Linked DNA regions of Homo sapiens: region 1 is linked to region 2. A link is a loop called in an ENCODE intact Hi-C map of the cell type or tissue named here. Cell type or tissue: B cell. All regions are shown on one strand. Links, peaks and the distances in the headings refer to the core of each region. The heading gives the core; the rest is flanking DNA.

Region 1 (9,989 bases), core at 2,633-5,132, 100 kb before region 2:
TCTTAGCATGTAGCACATTTACCTGTAAATGCTACAAGTAGCAGAATGACAGCCATCTCCCTAAAGCACTGATTCTCCAAGTGAGGTCTGCAGTCCCCTGGGATCCCTGAGACCCTATCAGGGTGTCTGCAAGCTCAAAATTATTTTCATAATTTTGATAATATTTCATAATAATACCAAGATGTTATTTGCCTTCTTCACTGTGTTGACATCTGGGTAAAATTGCTGGTGCTAGACTATGCTGGCAGTCACGGCATTCTTCACTGCTACAAACTTACAGGGGGAATAAATGCCAGTTTCACCAAAGAATGTCCTAAATTAGACAGTAAAAATTATTAATTTTATAAAACCTTGCCCAAAAGGTACTTTTTCTCTCCTCCCCTCCTCTCCCCTCTCTGCCTCCCTTCCCCTTCCCCTTCCCTTTCCTTTCCTTCCCTTCCCTTCCCTTTCTTTTCTTTGTGTGATGACTTGGAAACAAAGTATCAAGCATTTCTGGTGCATCCTGAAGTATGATGGTCATCTGGAGGAAAAGCACTTGTGTGAGTGTCCTGAGTTGTGATCTGCACTAGTCACTTTCATGGAACACAATGTTTACTCAAAAGGACCAAATAACCATAGTTATTCAGATTTGGTTATTTGACAGGCATTTTCTCAAAAATGAACAAACTGAGCTCATCACTTCAAGAAAGACAATAATTAACAGTATTTTCTGCCAAAATAGAAGTATAAAGCAAAAATTAGAATTTTTAGAAACCTGTATCTGCCATAGTGAACTTAACACCTTCCCAACACTTACAGAGGTTTTTGATGAGATCAGTGATATTAACAAATAAGAACTTTTAGTTTTCATCAAGAAATATATCAAATTTGAAAAATCTGCATGACTTAGTGAAGCAATATTTTCCAAATGACCCATGCATATTATTTCAAAATCATGCATGAGCAAAAGATCTATTCAGAGTACAAGCCAGATAACTGAATTTTAACATAACTGAGCACAAAAAGTTCATTGATATAGTTTCAGATTCCACATTGCAACTAACCTTAGTAATCTACTATTGGTTGAGTTTTGGTATAATGTCAAAGAAGAATATTCACAATTATCTGAAAAGACTATTAAAATATTCCTCCCTTTTCCAACAAAATAACTACGTGAGGCTGGGTTTCCTTCGCATACTTTATCCAAAACAACATTATCACAGCTGATTGAATGCAGAAGCCGATATGAGAATCCAGCTGTCTTCTATTAAGCCGGACAGTCAAGAGATTTGCAAAAATGTAAAACACTGTCACTCTTCTCACTTGGATTTTTTAAAAAAGTTATTTTTATAATAAAATGTTATTTTTAACGTTTAAATGGATTAATGAATATATGCATTTTAATAAATTACTAAATGTTAATTTATTCATTAACAATGAATAAATATTAAATGAACAAATATTATTTTTGGTTTTAGTTTTTAATATGGTAAATTATTTAATTATCTATTGCTGTATAGCAAAGTATCCTAAAACCTAGTGGCTTAAAACAACAATAATCACTTGAGTTGCCAGCCTAAAGAAATGGGTCCAGCTTCCGGGCAGGGCGTGGTGGCTCACGCCCGTAATCCTAGCACTTTGGGAGGCCGAGGTGGGCGGACCACAAGGTCAGGAGATCGAGACCATCCTGGCTAACATGGTGAAACCCCGTCTCTACTAAAAATACAAAAAATTACCCGGGCATGGTGGTGGGTGCCTGTGGTCCCAGCTACTCGGGAGGCTGAGGCAGGAGAATGGCATGAACCTGGGAGGCAGAGCTTGCAGTGAGCCGAGATCATGCCACTGCACTCCAGCACTCCAGCCTGGGCGACAGAGTGAGACTCTGTCTCAAAAAAAAAAAAAAAAAGAAAAGAAAAGAAAGAAAGAAAGAAAGAAATTGGTTCACCTGGGTGGCTCATACCTGTAATCCCATCACTTTGGGAGGCTGAGGTGAGATGATCATTTGAGGCCAGGAGTTTAAAACAAGCCTGGGCAACATAGCGAGACCCCATCTCTAAAAGAAAAAAAAAAAAGCCAGGAATGGTGGTGCACACCTGTAGTCCTAGCAACTTGAGAGACTGAGGCTGAAAGATCACTTAATCCCAGGAGGTTGAGGCTACAGTGAATTGTGATTGCACCACTGCACTCCAGCCTGGATGACAGAGGGAGACCCTATCTCTCTAAAAAAAAAAAAAAAAAAAAGAAGAAGAAGAAGAAAGGAAGAAAAGAAATTATTGGTCCATATGTCTGAAATGTCTTTGCTGTCTATCTTTGTCCCGTTGCTCATAGTTAGACCATCATTTAGGCAACTTCTTGCTCACTTACCCTCCACAAGCTTGGACACAGGTCCTTCTAGCTCTGTTTCTTCTGAACTTGAGATTACTGGAGACTCCCTTATGAGTTTTAACACTCCCCATAACCTTTGTATGATTTGTACATAGAAAATACCCCCAAAATTAAAAATAAATTATTAAACTAAAGGAAAGGTTAGTAAGATTGCTGGACATAAAATTAATATTTGAAAATAAATTATATTCCAATAAGATACACAAATGGCCAACAAGCACATAAGAAATATCTTTAGTATCACCTGCTCTCTGCAGCTCCCAGGCACACCTCCCCAGGAGCAGAGGTTTTCTGGGCTAGGTCAGGCCCTCCCATTACCTGCTTTGTAGAAGACAGGGAAGAAAATCACTCACTGTATGTAATTTTATTTAAGAGAGTGCAAGAATGTCGTGTTTGAGCCTTTCACTCTTTTTTCTTTGTATTTCTTATCGGAAATGAAAGAAAACAGCCAGTGAGATAGGATCTCAGGTCTAGAATTCCTAGCAGGTAATTTGGGAGTTGAAAACAAATCTCCCCTGAAATGCATTAAGCAGGTGAAGGGGATTCCAGTTTCAACTCTGAAACCACACCTTATCCTGGCCTGGCAAATAACTTCCTTCCAGCCCCAGGCAAATCCCAACTTCCACCCGCCAAATGCCTGCAGTTAATAAACGTTTAAGCAACAACAAAAACCCCAAGTGGAAAATGGAAGACTGATTCGAGGCTGAGATACTAGAAGGGCTGCCTGGGAGCCCCTCTCTGAGAGCCGCGCCCACAGGAGGAACTTTTAGCCAGGGAAGCCGGGGCCTGGAGCTGGGGAACCCAAGGCATGATGTCTTTCAGAGCGTCAGAGCAGGGTAAATATCTGATTTGAGTCAAATGATTATTTTTCTTGATCAGATTTGTCCACTTGTTTCATTGGAACTCCATACCACTAGCCATGGTCAAACCCTTCAAAATGGCCAAAATCTCCAGACTGCATTATTGGGCCACAGTAGGTCCTGCTTCCTGCTAAGTGCTGCAAGACTGGAGTTTCCAAGCTCTGGTCTAGATAGGTCAGCTGAGGGTTGGTAAGGAAGTTCTCATGGGTCCAGAGAGAACTAAGAAAAAAAGGATCATGTTATGCTGTGGAAATGTGCTCCGCGGTAATTTTTATTCCCATTTTACATATCAGAAAACAGAGGCTCAGAGACGTTGAATGACTTGCCACATAGCTAGTCAGTAGCAGAGCGAGGATGGAGATTCACATGATCAATCACAGTGACCACCGTTTGCTGAGCACCTGTAGTGAGACAGGCAAACACCTTGTGCTTTGTGTGTGTTAACTTGTTCAGTTCTCGTGGATTGCTTCCTTTTTAAAGAAATGAAACTGTTCAACAGAGCTTCCTGCCATAAGGGAAATCTTCTACATCTCACGTCCAATAGATAGCCACAAGCCCCATGTTGCTATTCAGCCCTTGAAATGTGGTAAGTGAAACTGAGGAACAAAATTTTAAAATTTTATTTCACTTAAATTGATTTAAATGTGAACAGCCACATGTGGCTGGCAGCTCTGGGAGGTTCAGTAGCTTTTCCAAAAGCCAGCGAAGTGATGAGGTGAGGGTTGTGTTGTGGGGCTGATTGAGCCCCAAATCCATGTGTTTCCCCCTTTCTCTCTGCTCCCCTGTGAGGTGGCCTGCCTTTTCCAAAGTAAAAGACACTGGGAAGGAAACTGACCAGACAGTATACAGTCAGCCAAAAATAAAGCCAGACCCCAAAGGTGGGGTCTGTATTTGAGTCTGCTTCTTCCGAATGTGTCTGGAAGCCCCCATGGGTGGCCAAACAGCCCAGCTGGGGGCTTCAGACCCTGCACCAGTAACTTCCCAGAGCCCACCATGGCCCATTTGGCTGGGGCTTATATGACTCACAGGTTCCAACCCTACAATTTAAACTGCAGCATTTCCTTTTTCTGGGCTTAACACTAATTGGTAGAGGTAGTGAGCTCCCAGGCCCAGCCTCACCCTGTCGAAACATGTAGCTCTCAACAGTTCCCACTGGAAGCACCACCCATGAGGTGCAGCTACCATTGCCATGTGTCTGAATGCCAGTGTTTAACCCAAGCTGGCCCATTGTTGTTCCATGAGCCTCTCTATAGCCTCTGAATGTTCATCTTTGCTGCATCACTCTCCTCCAAAACCTCCAAGGACATCCTGTGAAGCTCAGAACAAAACCCAAAGTCACCACTTCCATGGCTGGCCCCTGCCCACTGCTCTGACCTAATGTATCACAGTTGTCCCCTTTTTTCACTCTACTCCAGTCTCTGGCTTCCTTACTGTTCCCCAAACACATCACACTTGTTCCTATTCCAGGCCTTTGCACTTGCTATTCCTTCTGCTTGAAATGTTCTTTCTGGATTGAACATTGCTTACTCTCTCTTCATCCAATCTCTGCTCAAATGTCACCTCTTCAGAGAGGTCTTCCTGACCCCACTGTGTGTAAAATAGTGCACCCCTCACTGCCATCTCTTAACCTGCTTCCTTTCTCAAGGCATTTATCACTAGTATGTATGTTTGTTGGTTTGTTTGCTTACTGTCATCCATACTAAGATGCAAACAGGGTAAGAAGGAACAGTGTCCTTTTTTTAACCCTGTATCTCCAGTTTCTAGAAGAGAGGCTGCCACATGGGTGCTCACTGAATATTTGTTGAGTGAATAAATGAATGCATGCATGCATGACTGCTCACCTAGAGTGTGGGGGCCAGGGCAGAGGTGGGCTTAGGCTGTCTCACTCTACACAGACCCGCACTTCCATGATTTGGATGCTGAACCATGAGAAACAAAGAGATTTGCTGGTTTAATTTCTTTTGCCCTGGGAAAGTTAAAGATCACAGATAATCCAGAACTCAGTGCCAAGTTCTCTGATTTATAATCGAGGAATTATCCACATAGAGGTAAACAAGAGCAAAGGACTGACAAGCAAACCGTAGGAGGAGAATGATGAGAAACAGACGGAGAGACCCATGCAATCTGCAGCCTCCAGCTAGTCTGGGTTCCCGCCAGCCCTCACTCAAATTTGGATCCAGAGAATCTCTGCTGATGTTCACTTCCAGATTCCTTTGGGCCACACTGCCAGGTGGCTGTTGGGAGTGGGGGTCACTGCAAGTGGGGGCAGCCTAGGCAAGTCACCCCTTTATCTGACAATGATATTTCGCACTCATCTGAAAGGCACACTCAAGAGGGCAGGCGTTTCCCAAAGATGCCCCAGGCTCACAAAAGTCACCAGACTTTCCCCAAACCTAGATTTTGGGGGGAAAAGTCCTTTCCTTCTTTAATGTAGTCCACAGAAATGTGTCTGTTTTATTCCACCTCTAGAAACTTCAAAGAAACAAAATTAGCAGTGCCTAGAAGCATCTGACACATAGGAGGTAGTAAAAACTGAATGAATGAATGAATGAATGAATGAATTACAATATCAACCCAAAAGGGGAACAGTGGCCTTGTGAAGAATGAGATAGTCAAGCAAATCCTGGACTCCCTATGCCCCCTAGATCACTTTGGATATGCCCTGAGGCCTCAGTTTCCCTATCTGTAAAATGAAAGCCTGGCCTAGCTGAACTCCAATTTCCCTCTCAGCTCCAACACTCTCTAATTCTCTGAACACGCCTTAATAGCTTCTTTATTGTAGACTAGTTCTTACATGTGTCCTGCTGAGAGCAAGGTCTGCTGGTCTGGCCTTGTTTTTAAACAGCAGAGGTTATTTAATAGCAATTCTCCCAGAATATTTTTCATGTTTTCCATGAAAGAAGGTTCTGGAAGGTAGCCATCATCAAAATAGGAAGTAAAGCCAGGTTAGTGTTCCACTTATCAGATAATACGGGCTTAACCAAAATTCCTGTCACCCCCTAGGGTGATTCTGGGAGCTTGACCAGATTTCAGAGGTTTCATATTCAAAGCAGTGAGAAATCATCTCTGAGGCTTGTGGGATTTGGTACCTGTTTCCCTTCTTTCCATGTCTCAGGGCTGTGGGTGCCAAGTGAAGGCTGCAGTAACCCTTCCAGCCTCAGAGAAGCGCTCTGTCCTGTAGGCCATGAGAATGCCCAGGCTGGCCCGGATCATTCCTCTGTCCACTTCAGCATTTCACTTTATGCTGCCTGTAAATCTGACCATTTCTTCCACTCCTAGAGGTGTCCCAAAGCACTAGTTCAGCAGAATTCAGACTCCTTTACCTTTCCCAACTCTACTCACAGCCTCAAGTCACCAGGGAGAGAAAGAGCACCTGACCGAGAGTGGGACCAGGATTCCAGACCAGCTTTAGATGAGCATCTCTCTGGGCCTCAGTGTCCTTGGATGGGAGGGAGGTGGAGACTGGGTGTGGCTGCTTGTCCTGTCCCTTCCAGTTTGATGATTTTCCCTAGCCCAGAGCCAGAGCTGGCCCTTTTCCCTCAAGGAAGCCATGGTTTGTATGCTATGTAGCAGCTACAAATGCAGGGGCTTTTTTATCCCTTTTCTTTTCAATGATCCTAGGTACTATAGGAAGAGGCAAACATTTTTATGATCCCAGGAACCAAATAACATAATGAAAATCATGGCAACCATCAGCCCAATAAAACCCATGGCAAAAGCCTCCACATTCTCAAACAGGACCCTGGGAATTTAAAGCTCTCAGAAGCCTTAAGTGGCTCAGGCCTTGCTGAAGGCCTCGGGACGGCAGCTGATGGCTGATGAAAGGATTTTGACGCGCCACTGAAATTCTCTTTTCCAAAATAACCACTTTGAAACCTGTTAATTACAGACACACAACCAGCCAGAGCCCCCCAACAGGACCCAGGGCTTCTACCAGGGAGAGCCGGGCTCCAGAGGCTGGCCGCTGCCTTGGCGCTCCATACACTTTGTGTTGGGTGACTTCGCTTCAGGAAGAGAATCCAAAGTAATGAAAACCACATGGCCACTCCCCCGCCCCCAGCCTCCTACTCTACCTCCCTTCCCTGGAGACAGAGGCCGGCTCAGTCTAATTTGGTCCAGTGTTTTTGTTTCCTAAAATCTGTCTTGGGCCCTGGGCCATTAATAGGTTGCAGCTGATTTTAATCTGCATGAATCAGAGACCTCACTTCTTCAGTTTTAAGGAGATTACAAATTGTGTGTCCCACAAACTCAGGATGGAGGGAAAAAGCCCTGGATGGGGAGTGGCAGTAGGGGAGACAGATCCTGGAAGGCACAGAAACTGCTCCCCACTCAGCAGTGGGCTTGAAGGAGCCTGGGATCACTCAAAGCTGGGGGAGTGGGGCTAGGGGGAGGTGAGGGTCTTGCAGCTGTGACTCAGTGGCAAGAACACAGAACCTGGTCCTGTGTAAACAGAGCTAAAACCGAGGATCTGGACTATCAGAGGCCTCTACTCACCTATCTTCAACAAATTAATTTCCCAAGTGCTTGCGGGGCACCCCCCATAAGCTAAAGCAGGGGTAAGCAAACCATGGCCGACTGGTCAAATCCGGCCTGCAGCCCGATGTAAATAAAGTCCTCCTGGAACAAGGCCATGTCCATTTGTTTATGTATTGTCCATGGCTGCCTTGCAGTTGTGGTAGAGACCCTGTGGCCTGCAAGGCCAAAAATAGTCACTATCTGCCCCTTTACAGTAAACATTTGCTGACTCCTGAGCTAGAGAACTATCCTAGATCTCGCTAGGCAAGAATTCCACTTACAAGCCTGTTAACAAGGGATGGATTTAGGATTTACTCCATTCCCACCCCATACCAAAGTCTAGGTTCCTTCCTTCCAAACATCATTCTTCAGGAAAGTATCTTCATGCTTATTTAAGCAATGACAATAAGAAGGAATGCCCACAACCATACCACTCAGTGAAGGTTCCAAGTACTTGCCCTGACAACCCGACAGTCCCATTTCACAGATGAAACAGAGTCACTGAGATAAAGCAACTCACTGAAGTTCACTCAGGGAACAGCACAGCTAGGAAGAGCTGGGCCTCTGAGTCACAGCATGGTCCTCTGTCCATGGGATGGCCATAATGAAGGGAGCTGGGGAGCTTTAACATGGCAATGCTCCCTTACGTGTGCCACACGACCACTTGACAACCCAGTGAAGGGCTCAGGGTAGTATGTCTTCATTTTCAAGGTGAAAAACATAGCACTATCAGAGAGTGGGGATGAGAATCAGACAGGCCAGACTACACTCACCCCTTGAAAACCACCTTTATCCAGGCCCAGTGGCTGGTGAGCCCAGGCCCTCTGGCCCTAGCTGGGCCCTCACTCAATCAGGACCCAGGGCCCCCTATTTTCCCAGTGTGCCTCTAAGACAGCTCTTGCCTTCAGGCACTTCTAGGCTAGCGGGGCAGAGACAGAAAGGGGAGGATTATGATTGCATGGCAGGCACAGTGATGGAGAGCCACAAGTGGTGCTTCAGGAGGACAAAGCAGGGTCACCTTGCCCTTCCCTAAAAGCAAACCCCTTTGTAGGGAACCCTGGGTGAAGGGCCTCCAGTGGAAATGCTATTCACTAGAAATGCAAGTGGGCACCCTTCCAAGGCTTTCAGGGGCTAAAAAAGTGTTGGAATCATTCTGGGGACAGGCGGGGAAGCCAAAGAAACTGGTACCCTCTCAGAGATGAGACTGGCAGGTAAACTGATGACACCAAGGAAGCTGCTGCCTTGGAGCAGTAGGAGTTCTCCCCACGGGAACCATTTCCTGCAGGACCAGGCCTGGGGTGGAGACCCTTCCAGACAGGGTAGGAGGTCACCCCAGGCTGCAATCTCAGTGGTCTGGAAGCCCATGAAGGCTGGTTATGTCTGGGCCTTGAATAGAATCATAGACAAGCAGGGTGCCACGCTGGCTTGCGTAGAATGTTGACTCTGCAACGGTCTCTAGCTAACAGGAGCTGAAAGTTCCTACAAAGGATAGCGAGTGGCCTGTACCTCACTGTCTCTATTTCCATTGCTGTCCCCAGGTCCCCGTTCCTTGGTAAGCTTCTCCTTGAACTTTAGGCAGCACCTCAAAGCAGTTTCAGAATTCACTGAGGAGCCATGGGTCCCAGTCTTTAGAGTCCTGCTATTGTTCAGAGGTCTCCAAGTGACTAGATGTTGTGAATTGCCAGAGGGTGGCAGAGGACTCCAACCAAGCAGGGACCAAGTATAAAGCAAACTTCCATCACCATCAACAACTGGAGCCCTGCACTGGACCAGAACAGAGCCTGGGAAATGACCCCATCAGCATCTTTGGGTCCCCTCATCATGGAGACTCCCCTCAGAAATAGTCTTCAGCAGGGTTAAACCCTTGGCCAGATGGAGAAATAGCACGACACCTCTGGCTTCTGCTTCCCAGGGAGCGTGTAGTGGATCCCCTGGCACCCTCTGCTTCCGACGGTACAAAGGTTGTGGGTGTAAACCTCAAAGCTCTGTTTTGTCTAGACTTGGTTTCCGGGTGGGTTCAGGCTCTCTGCTCCATGGAACCCAACAGCCAGGAGATTTGTGCCACTGCTTCCTTGAGTCTAGACTGGCGGAGGAGCAGGGGCTCATGACTATAACATGAACGTGAACCGTGGATCAAAGTGGGTGTTCAAGACAGCTGATTGGACAAGGTCCTGAGCTATGCTGAGGAGTGATGCTGGCACTTTGGTAATGCAGTGGAATGGAATATTCCATGGTTAATTAGCAGTCACT
Region 2 (9,989 bases), core at 4,597-7,096:
GTAACCTTTGCCTCCTGGGTTCAAGTGATTCTCCTACCTCAGCCTCCTGGGTAGCTGGGACTACAGGTATGCGCCACCACGCCTGGCTATTTTTTTTTTTTTTTTTTTTTTTTAGTAGAGATGGGGTTTTACCATGTTGGTCAGGCTGGTCTCGAACTCCTGACCTGAGGCGATTCACCCACCTTGGCCTCCCAAAAGTGCTGGGATTACAGGCATGAGCCACTGCGTCCTGCCGAGAATCACTGATTTTAAGGTAATACTCAAGTCTCACCTTTTCCTGAAAAGACTTAATATGCCTCTGATGATGTTACCTTCCTTTAGAGTCAAAGCAGTTACTGTTTTAACCACTCATTAGACAACAAATCAAACACTGCCTTGTAACAGTACCTCAGTATTAGTTTGTTTGGACCTCGAGGGCAGGAACTAGTCTTCTACTTCTTTATATCCCCATACCATGCACGGGGTAGACCAAAACATATTTTCGATGGTTTAAAACAACAACAACTACAAAAAGTAGGAGAGGCCATTTTAATTCTACTCTAAGAACATGTCTTTGGTAAGAATAAAAATGTTGCAAAAAGGGTGGGGCAGGATTGAAGCAGAGTAGGAAAAGAGTAAATAAAAGTCAAATGGAAAAAAAGCTAAATTAGTCCAAAAGAAAATGTTTTCCAGCTTCTTAAGAGAGTTTTTGCAAACACTGAAGCAGAATAAGCAAGAAAATTAACTTGGCTTGTGGCCCTGATAAGATTTCTTTCTTGGTTATAAAATTTTGCAAAGTTTCCAGGGTGTAAAGAAAATAATCAGCCAGGGAGGACTCCTTCCCTCAGACAACACAATTCAGCTCTTGGGTTAATCGGCTTGAAGGTCTGCTCAGCTTGACCTGACCCCCTTCCAGGCCTGTGATCTGAAACTAAGCCTCACATTCAAGAGCCCTGGTGTAGAGCTCAATGTCATAGAAACGGGATAAAATATAATCCTCATCCCATAACCTTGATCCCTGGGTGTAGTGGCCTCTGCTTGGGCATTGGAAAAAAAACCCTAAAAAACAAAAAACTATACCTGTTATCTTCTCTAAGTGGCTGGTGTCCCAGAGGTCTTACTACCCTAGAATTATCTAGGCACGTTCTGCTACTAAATGGTGTTATAAGAAAGTACTACTTGGTGCAATTACCTTAAAGGTTAGCTTTAAAGTACTGTTTTATGCACATATCCCAGAAAAGCCTTCGCTTCGTATGGCTTCTATGGTTTTTCATAAAATAAGACCACAGGAAAGACTCAGGGAATCACTAAGCACACCCTCTGCTAAGGCAAGATAAGGTCACTAGACAGAGACATGTTTTTTCTATATCAAACTTTATTCTAGTTATTAGGTCACAAATTTAACAACTGGTCCCCAAAGGCATGCATATTTCTATAGATTAATTAAATGTATGTTCTTTGCCTGGGTTGGCCATTTTAACACTGGCCATATTTTACATTAATTTCTAATTATTGTTTGAAAACATGATTCCAAGGCATTTAAGTCTGCTTCTTATTGATTAGTAATGATAGTAACAAGTTGTCTTTTGTAAATTAAGATAACATGACTGACCCATCTAATGGGATGGGAGTTGATGAACTGTCACTGATCCATCTACACTTTGCTCCTGGTTCTCCTTATGACCACTGGCCTGCATTTGACCTTATCAGCCAAAAGCCAAGAGCCACCAACATCCTCCAGTCACCAAAGAGACATAAAAAATAGCATTTGTCCTACCAGCTACTTCCTGTTGACACTGACTGGTTAATTTATTAAAACAAAAGAAAAGTAAAAATATGGCTCTAATTTCTTTATTCACTTATAAATTCTAACTGGAATTAGTAAAACTAGGATTTGGGAGCCTTGAACCCATGATACCATATATAATAGATGAAATCATAAATTCCGTGTGTAACAGTAAGAATGGCTTCTAAAATCTAAAACCTGAAACAGAGATAAACTATAAGTTTTCAAGGAGTGGGATCAAGGATCCATGAAAACGAATGACTCAACATTGATTCACAAGGAATTTTGCTTCCTCTGATAAAGTTTACATAGGTGTGTTCAACAATCCTTAATGATATCCCTGAAAGCTGCAACACAGCTATTTAACATGATTTACTACCAAAGGTCATTAGATTCCCCAGGAATATTTTGGAATGTGTTCCACTAAAAAGAGAAATAACAGCTTCAGAACCTAGGATACCAGACTCTTCAGGGAAAAGGTGCCATTGAGGTAATGAGTAGTCCAGGGCCTGAAAACTCAAGAATGTTTCCCTGAATAGAAACAAGCAGCTCTATCTTCTCAGGACATGGCTGACGTGATCACCAAGCTGGAATATTATTTACATAGTCCAAAGCAAACCAAGAAGAATTCTCTGGTTTGGAAAATTATGTCTAGAACAGGCAATAGCTCACGCCTGTTTTTGATGATTCCTGCTTCCTTGAAAAAGAGCCAGTTTACCTAATGCAGGTAAAGGCAACAACAGCTTTTCTGCCATTTTCTCCAGAAAGGATCACCAGTGTGACATTTCATGCCTCTGTATCTAAATGGCCTGGATTTGATATATATTTAGCAAGGTGGGCAAATCTGGCTTCTGAATTCTGTCCTATCCAAAAAATCAAAATAATCACCCGTCTTCTTCCTCCTGCTTTTAGGAGAAACTAGATTGAATCTGGTCACACAGCAGGATAAAGTTGAGGTTAGTCATTAGGAAAAAGAATTTTTTTATTATGAAACATTTTACCAAAGCTTTACCAAAGAGGTCAGACAGTGGTGTCCTTTTCTTTGGAATGAAGAATGAAGACAGAAGACTTAAAAGGAGGTAGAAAGTAAACTTTCTGGATGTAAGGGAAGGATTTTCAGTTTTGGCCAGGATAGAAACCACAAATAGGGAACTCTGAGAAAGTGACCAACCATTTGGAGGTCTTTCTAGCATCATTCAGTACTTTACACTACAGGTGTATGCGTTAATGTAAAAGTACCTAGTATCTGGGGAATAATTTATTCACTTGGCAGCATCTGCTGGCCTAAGATTTTCAAAGTACACATACTTCAAGAAAAAGCATCATCATTATTTAATTCATATACAAATTAGTCCTCAACAAATACAATCTAAGTGAAATGATCATTTAGAGATAGAGAATTGGATACCCTTAGAGGTGTGGTCCTTGGTCACTTACAAATATCAGAGAAATGCTGACTCTGTGGGATCAATTCTTATGTTTTTTCCTGTGTGTGACTTGTCTCCCCACTTTATTATAACTGTTGTTGGGACAAGCAGAAATGCTGGTTTCTTTAGGCCCTAATAGCTGCTGCTGGCTCAGGACAGACAATGCGGCCAGCATTTTCAGAAGACGCTCAGATTGCTTGGTATATCTCATTCCCCGACCTTCATAGTCAGAGAATACTGTCAAAGCACCCACCTGTCTTCTCTCTGAATCAAGGTACTGGAGGATCAGCCGGGTATTCACACTGTGACTCCAGGTATTTCCTAGTGCGGCTATCACACAGCTGGATCCAGAAGTGCCTGAAATGAAATGGTAAAAGCACGCTTTCAGATGCCCTTTCTTGAGATGGCATTTCACATGAAGTCCAGACATTACTCATTGCCAGTAGTCCAGAGAGTACTTGGAGGCTCAGTTCATTACCACAGAACTTGAGGAATCAGTGAAGTAGGAGAGGGGTTAAGGAATATGAGACTAAAAACCAGCAGGGGTTTCCTTCAGCCTTGGTGAAAGTGACCACCACTGGGCCAAATAATAACAGAGTTATATATCAAAAAGAGGTTGCATTGCAAGATAGCTCAGAGCCATTGCTACTAGTAAATCTAGCCATTCAATATCTAAGGCATAATGCTACTCCACAGAATAAGAACCAGTTATGAAATAGTCTTAGTTTAATAGAGTTGTTAGACATTTTTAGCTAGACAAGAGTCTTAACTCAATTTTCCCTATCAATATAGAAATGGTGGCATATACATGTAAAATTCCCTGGTCCTCCCACCCCCCCGTATACACAACGCAAAAAAAGGAATCTAGAAGATCTCAGCATTTCATAGGTAAGCTGTTTTAGACATCCCTATTCCAAGAGAAACATTCCTTTACCTTCTAAGACTTTCCTATAAGGAAGAGGGTCTGAAGTAAACTCTATCTGAGTTCCTAGCCTCCTCCAAATTGCATCTTACATCTCCAAAGCTTTACTGACCCTTCTTGATATCACCATGAGAAAACCCTTTCTGTTCCCTACCTGCTCCTTCCCCCTTGAAGGCAAGCCAACAAGTCCTGCTGCATAGAAGCCAGCTCCCACTATCATGTCCAGCACATCCCAAGGCCTCCTCTGAACCCCTGTGCCCTGTGCCCGAGGCCTCCTCTGAACCCCTGTGCCCTGTGCCCAAGGCCTCCTCTGAACCAACTTTGGCCCTAGGCCATGACAGGAATCCTAACCTTAGGAGGGCACAGTTGGACATTTAGTGTGCCTTGTTGCCTCCAGATGCGATCTTTTTTCTATGAGGAGACTACATAGAGGTTGAAGTCCACTGAATTAGCTAAAACAAAATGAGGCCTTGAATGTGTCATCCGTTGTCCCCTTACTACATCATCTGATTTGTACGCCTCAGTGTGGAGTAGGAATTGGTCTTTTTTTTTCCAGGGCAGACACCTTTCAGGGTGGTCTACTAACTGCACATGGCCTTAAGCACCTGGGCCCAAATGCTGCAACAGACAAATGTAGTTCAGTGGTTCTTGGCTGGAGGGTGATTTTATTGGCAATGTCTAACTCGCAGTGTTACTGGCATCTAGAGGGTAGAGGCTGGTGATGCTGCTAACCATTTTATAATGCATAGGACAGCATCCTACAACAAAGAATTATCCAGCCCAAAATACAGCAGTGCTGAAGTTGAGAACCCCTGGGTCAGATAACACCAACCATATATATCTATTTCCTGGTTCAAGCAGGAACAGGAATGAATGAGATGGAAATCAATAACCAAGGTCTCAACAAGCCTGGGGATATCAGATTGAAAGAGAATTTAGTGTAAGAAAGAATAAAATTTGGGGTAACCTCAGTTCATTATGCACACAATTCAAAATATGCACAAATTAATGTGAAAACAAATAATCTAGATTGTTCCGATCTGATCACATCATTCCCCTACTTAAAATGCCTTCAGTAGTCCTTCATGCCTGAGATTAAATACTATCTCCTAAACAATGCACTCTGAGCACTTTGTCAGCTGCCTCTGCATCTCTCTCTGGCTTCACCTCTCTCAGCCTCCTCACTGGATGGTCTCCCATGACCTCCTGACTTCCCTGGCCTCATCCTCCTTGACCTCTTGTCAGCAGTTGATAAAGCTTCCCCCTTCCTTGGCATCCAATCTACTGGCCTCTTCTGCTTCTCCTTTTACCATGTTGATTACTCCTTTCCTTTTTCTGCCTTTGTTTTCTCTTTCTTCTTAGTTGTGGGTGGACCTTAGGGAGTGGGGCATGACCACATTTTTTCTTGTCTAATACCAGATGCTTTCAGTATCCAGGAAAATAATGTACATTAGTAAAGAGGCCAAGTGCTTGCATATTAACATGTAGAACTTCTTCACCCCCACTAAGAGATATAGTCTTTACCATTTCTCTTGAAATTCACAACCCTCTCAGTCTAACTTTTCATTTTCCCCTTTTTGATAGAAATAGACTTATAGAAAAATATTTTCTACTATAAGAAAATCAACACTGCAAGGGCAATAGCAACTATATTTGCATTTTAGAAAAACAGCTCTATTGAGATAATTTGCTATCATACCTCCTCCAATTTCAAGTGTACAGTTCAGCAGCTTTTTCTATATTCACAGAGATGTTCAGCCATTACCACAATTAACTTTAGAACATTTCAAACCCCTAAAAAGAAATCCCACACCCACTGGCCATCAGTCCCCAACACCTCATTCCCTGCCCACCTCCAGCTCTTGGCAACCATTAACCTATTTTTTTTTTCTCTATAGATTTAGTAACTGACTTTCAATTAAAGCCTTAGGAGATGAGGGGAAGTGGTGAGTACTGTGGTGAGTTCGAGAATTCATCCAGGATCTCAAGGGGGCAGTCTCTGTTCAGCTCTAGCTGTTGTCATGTGGCAATGTGAGTTCATAGTTAGTCACATCTTATTTATTTATTTTAAAATTGTAAAAAACTTTTATAATCACATCTTTTGATTTTTAAAAATCATAGTGATATGATTTTTTAATTGCGCTAACTTTAAAGCGCAATTTTGATTTTTAAAACGGAAGCCAGAAATCAATGCTTTTTAAGTATAATTTCCTGATTTTAAAATGTTGGTTCAATATTTACACTTTTAAAAACACACAAATAAACATGCTTTTGAGCCAGATATGCCTCATTCCCATCAAGCTTGCAGTGTCTGCTCTACATGGCATGGCTCCACTTTGAAAAGGATGAGAGCCCATTTGACAAGGTGGATGGTTTCTACGCCTTTGTCGCAACCTTTGGCTTGTCTCAACACTTGTCTTCCACTTTTAACCACAAGAACTGCAAGTCTACATCATAAATTTTAGCACTGCAAATTCAGTATCATCAAAGCAAGCTCATATTTTCCCATATAAATCTACTCCATCTCTGTTCCTTCCTTTGACCCTCCAGTTAATCTGGTTTAAAACCTCAGCTCCATTTTCAAAATGTTTCCTTCTCTCATGCTTCTCACTTGCAATAAATTGAGAGGTCTTACTGATTTAACTGTAAAATCCTACCTATATCCATCCATTCATTTCTCCTACCTCACCCTTAGATCCATTCCTGACTCTCCATTCCTCCTAAATCAACCTTAGACCCACATTAGCTTTCACCTGGTGTGACTGCTTTAGTTGCCTGTTGTCTGTGCTGCTGTGGCTTTCTCCCTACTAAAGCCACCCTCTGTTTTACTACCTGATTAACCTCCTCCAAGCACACACCTAAGCACACCACCCTCCCATTTACAACCAGCAGGCTCAAAACCTTTCAGTGGCTCCCAAGTGTCTTCAGAGAATTCTAAATTCCTAACACTGGCATTCAAGGACTTTCTACCCTGCGCCCACCTGCCCTTCCAGACTTCTTCCCCCTGCTCCATTTCCCACAACTGTGTTCCTACTTAATCACTTATTTCCCATGTCCCTCCCTCATCTGGAACTCCCCTATGTTCACATGTCCCAAATCTACTCTGCCTTCAATGCTACTTCCTATGTGCCAATTTCTCTAATCTTCACAGAAATAATGTCTTCCTCCTGTAAACTTCTATAATACTTTATTTTACTGTCTCATATTACAATCATTTTCTACCTGTGGTATATTATTTGTGTGCTTTTCTTATCACCTTTAATACAGAGTCGTGCTCTGCACAATGATGTTTCAGCAAATGACAGACTGCAAATATGACAGTGGCCCCATAACATTATCATGCAGCTAATAAATTCCTATCACCTAGTGATGTCACAGCAATGGTAACATCATAGCACAATGCATACTCACATGCTTGTGGTGATGCAGGGTAAATAAACCTACTATAATCTCAGCTGTATAAAAGTATAGCACATACAGTTATGCATAGTACATAATACTTGATCTTATTATATGTATTTACTATACTTTTTATCAATATTTTAGAGTCTATTCTACTTATAATAACCAGTTTAGTAAATACAAAAACCAGTTATGTAGTTACTACACTTTTATGTATTTACTATACTTTTTATCATATCTATATTGATGTATTTACTATATATACTTTTATGTAGTTTATGTATTTACTATACTTTTAATGTATTTACTATACTTTTATGTACTATGTACTTACTATACTTTTTTTAATCATGATTTTAGAGTATATTCTACTTATTTTAAGAAGTTAACTGTAAAACAGCCTCAGGAAGATCCTTCAGGAGGTATTGCAGAAGAAGGCATTGTTATCATAGGAGATGACAGCTTCATGCGTGTTATTGCCCCTGAAGACTTTCCAGTGAGACAAGATGGGCGGGTGGAAGACAGTGATATTGATGATATTGATCCTGTGTAGTCCTAGGCTAATGTGTGTGTCTGTGTCTTAATTTTTAACAAAAAAGTTTAAAAAGGTAAAAAAATCTAAAAAACAGAAATAAGATTATAGAATAAGGATATAAAGAAAATGTTTTTGAACAGCTATGCAATGTTTGTATTTTCAGTTATGTTATTACAAGATCAAAAAGTTAAAAAATTAAAACATTTATGAAGTAAAAAAGTGATAGTAATCAAAGGTTAATTTATTATTGAAGAAAGAAAAATGTCTCTATCAATGAATATAGCCTAAGGATACGGGGTTTATGAAGTCTACAGTAGTGTACAGCAGTGTCCTAGGCCTTCATGTTCATTCATCAGTAGGTGCACTCACCAACGGACCCAGAGCAACTCCAGTCCTATAAGCTGCAGTCATAGTAAGTGCCCTACACAGGTGTACCATTTTTAATCCTTTTACCATTTTTATTGTACCTTTTCTGTTTAGATGTGTTTAGATACACAAATACTTACTACTGTGTTCCAATTGCCTATAGTATTCAGTACAGCAACATGCTGAATGGGTCTGTAGACTAGGAGCAATGGGCTATACTATACAGCCTGGGTTTGTAGTAGGCTATACCATCTCAGTTTGTGTAAATACATTCTATGATGTTCACACAATGTCAAAATTGCTTAATGATGCATTTCTCAGAACCCATCTTCATTGTTAAGTGACATATGACTGTATATTATAAAGAGGCCAAACCCACGCCTGATGTATGTCAGCATGCCTGAGTTACTTAACACAAGGTCTGAGACACAGAGGATGCTTATAATACTGACTAAATGACTAATTAAAAAGTTATTTCCACTAAATTTTGAATCATATTGTATCCTTGTTTTGGCAGCAGATTTACATCCTTAATTCTATCTTGCTTAGCTAAAATTAACAGGTTTACATTTTTCAAGTAAACTCTAGAAATTAGTTGCTTAGATGCCTGCTAAGTGATGGGATCAAGGGAGGCTAAGCTCTAAAGTTTGTCAAGAAAAAGCTACATGTGAATAATTAGGAGTTGCTAGTTAAGCACTCAAACTTTTTTTTTTTTTTTTTTTTTTTGGTGATAAACTGTAGGAGTTTCTCGGGTCTAAAGGAAGACACAGGATGTCTTCAGAGATTGGAGCCACATTTGGGCCAGGAGCAACTATTTAAAGGACTCCGCGTCGCTAAAACAATAAGAATAGTATAAAAAAGTACCCATGTATTTGGTTGTTTTCTGGACAGGTAAACCCAAGTCTTAAGTAAGGGCCATGAGTACAGATGACCACAGAAAAGTTTCCAAAGGAAACCCTGAGTGAGCAAGCTTGACTGTAGTCTACTATAGACTTTAAAAATATCCATTTGTATTTTTAGGAGTTCTTACAAATATTAATCCACCATAAAAGTAATAACAGCAAGGCCTTGAAAGTTAATGATAATGAAAGGCAATTTTTAAATTTTTTTTTAGAGAAAGGGTCTCCCTTATTGCCCAGGCTGGAATGCAGTAGTATGATCATAGCCCACTGTAACCTTGAATTCCCATGCTCAAGCAATCCTCCCACCTCAGCCTACCGAGTAGCTGGGACCACAGGCACATGCCACAATGATTGGCTAACTTATTTTTATTTTTCTGTAGAGACAGGGTCTCACTATGTTGCCCAAGGTGGAAAGGCAATATTTTTTAAGGTACTATGTGCTAGGCACTATGTAAGCTTAAATCTTGCTGAGCTTCATATCTTAGCTACATCTCTTTTGATCCTTACAACAATCCTATGAAGTGAGTAATATTAACATCCCTATTGACAGAATGAGGCTATGAGAAACTAAGTCACTCCAGTTCACATGGTTAGTTACTGACACAGCCAGGGTTCGAAACCAGGCCAACTGAGTTTTAACCACTACTCCAATTAGCTTTCTCTGGGCTTA

The links. A loop is a pair of places that touch in the nucleus more often than their neighbours do. Peaks named below come from ENCODE experiments on the same cell type or tissue, not always from the same donor. Only the 100,000 strongest peaks of a DNase experiment are listed, where the experiment ranks them.
Region 1: a loop joins it to region 2, with 2.2 times the contacts of the local background. A loop is called at or near these places in 12 of 110 quality-filtered maps.

What each region holds. Positions count from the first base shown.
Region 1 is chr14:68,507,675-68,517,663 of GRCh38, reverse strand. It overlaps LOC124903334 (a long non-coding RNA gene), which reads left to right. Exons shown (of 3, transcript XR_007064223.1): 3 at 1-1,357. It also overlaps a transcript of RAD51B not described here. Among named protein-coding and RNA genes, the nearest start is that of RAD51B-AS1, 170 kb to the left of the region's middle. RefSeq lists an enhancer at 4,998-7,977. In B cell, for the core only: no CTCF peak of the experiment used is centred there; DNase peaks (open chromatin) are centred at 3,633 and 4,333; H3K4me3 peaks cover 476 bases; H3K27ac peaks cover 2,500 bases.
Region 2 is chr14:68,404,984-68,414,972 of GRCh38, reverse strand. RAD51B (RAD51 paralog B) reads right to left here. Exons shown (of 11, transcript NM_133510.4): 9 at 3,446-3,549. Among named protein-coding and RNA genes, the nearest start is that of RAD51B-AS1, 280 kb to the left of the region's middle. In B cell, for the core only: CTCF peaks have their summits at 5,884 and 6,085 (motif pointing right); a DNase peak (open chromatin) is centred at 6,082; H3K27ac peaks cover 2,309 bases.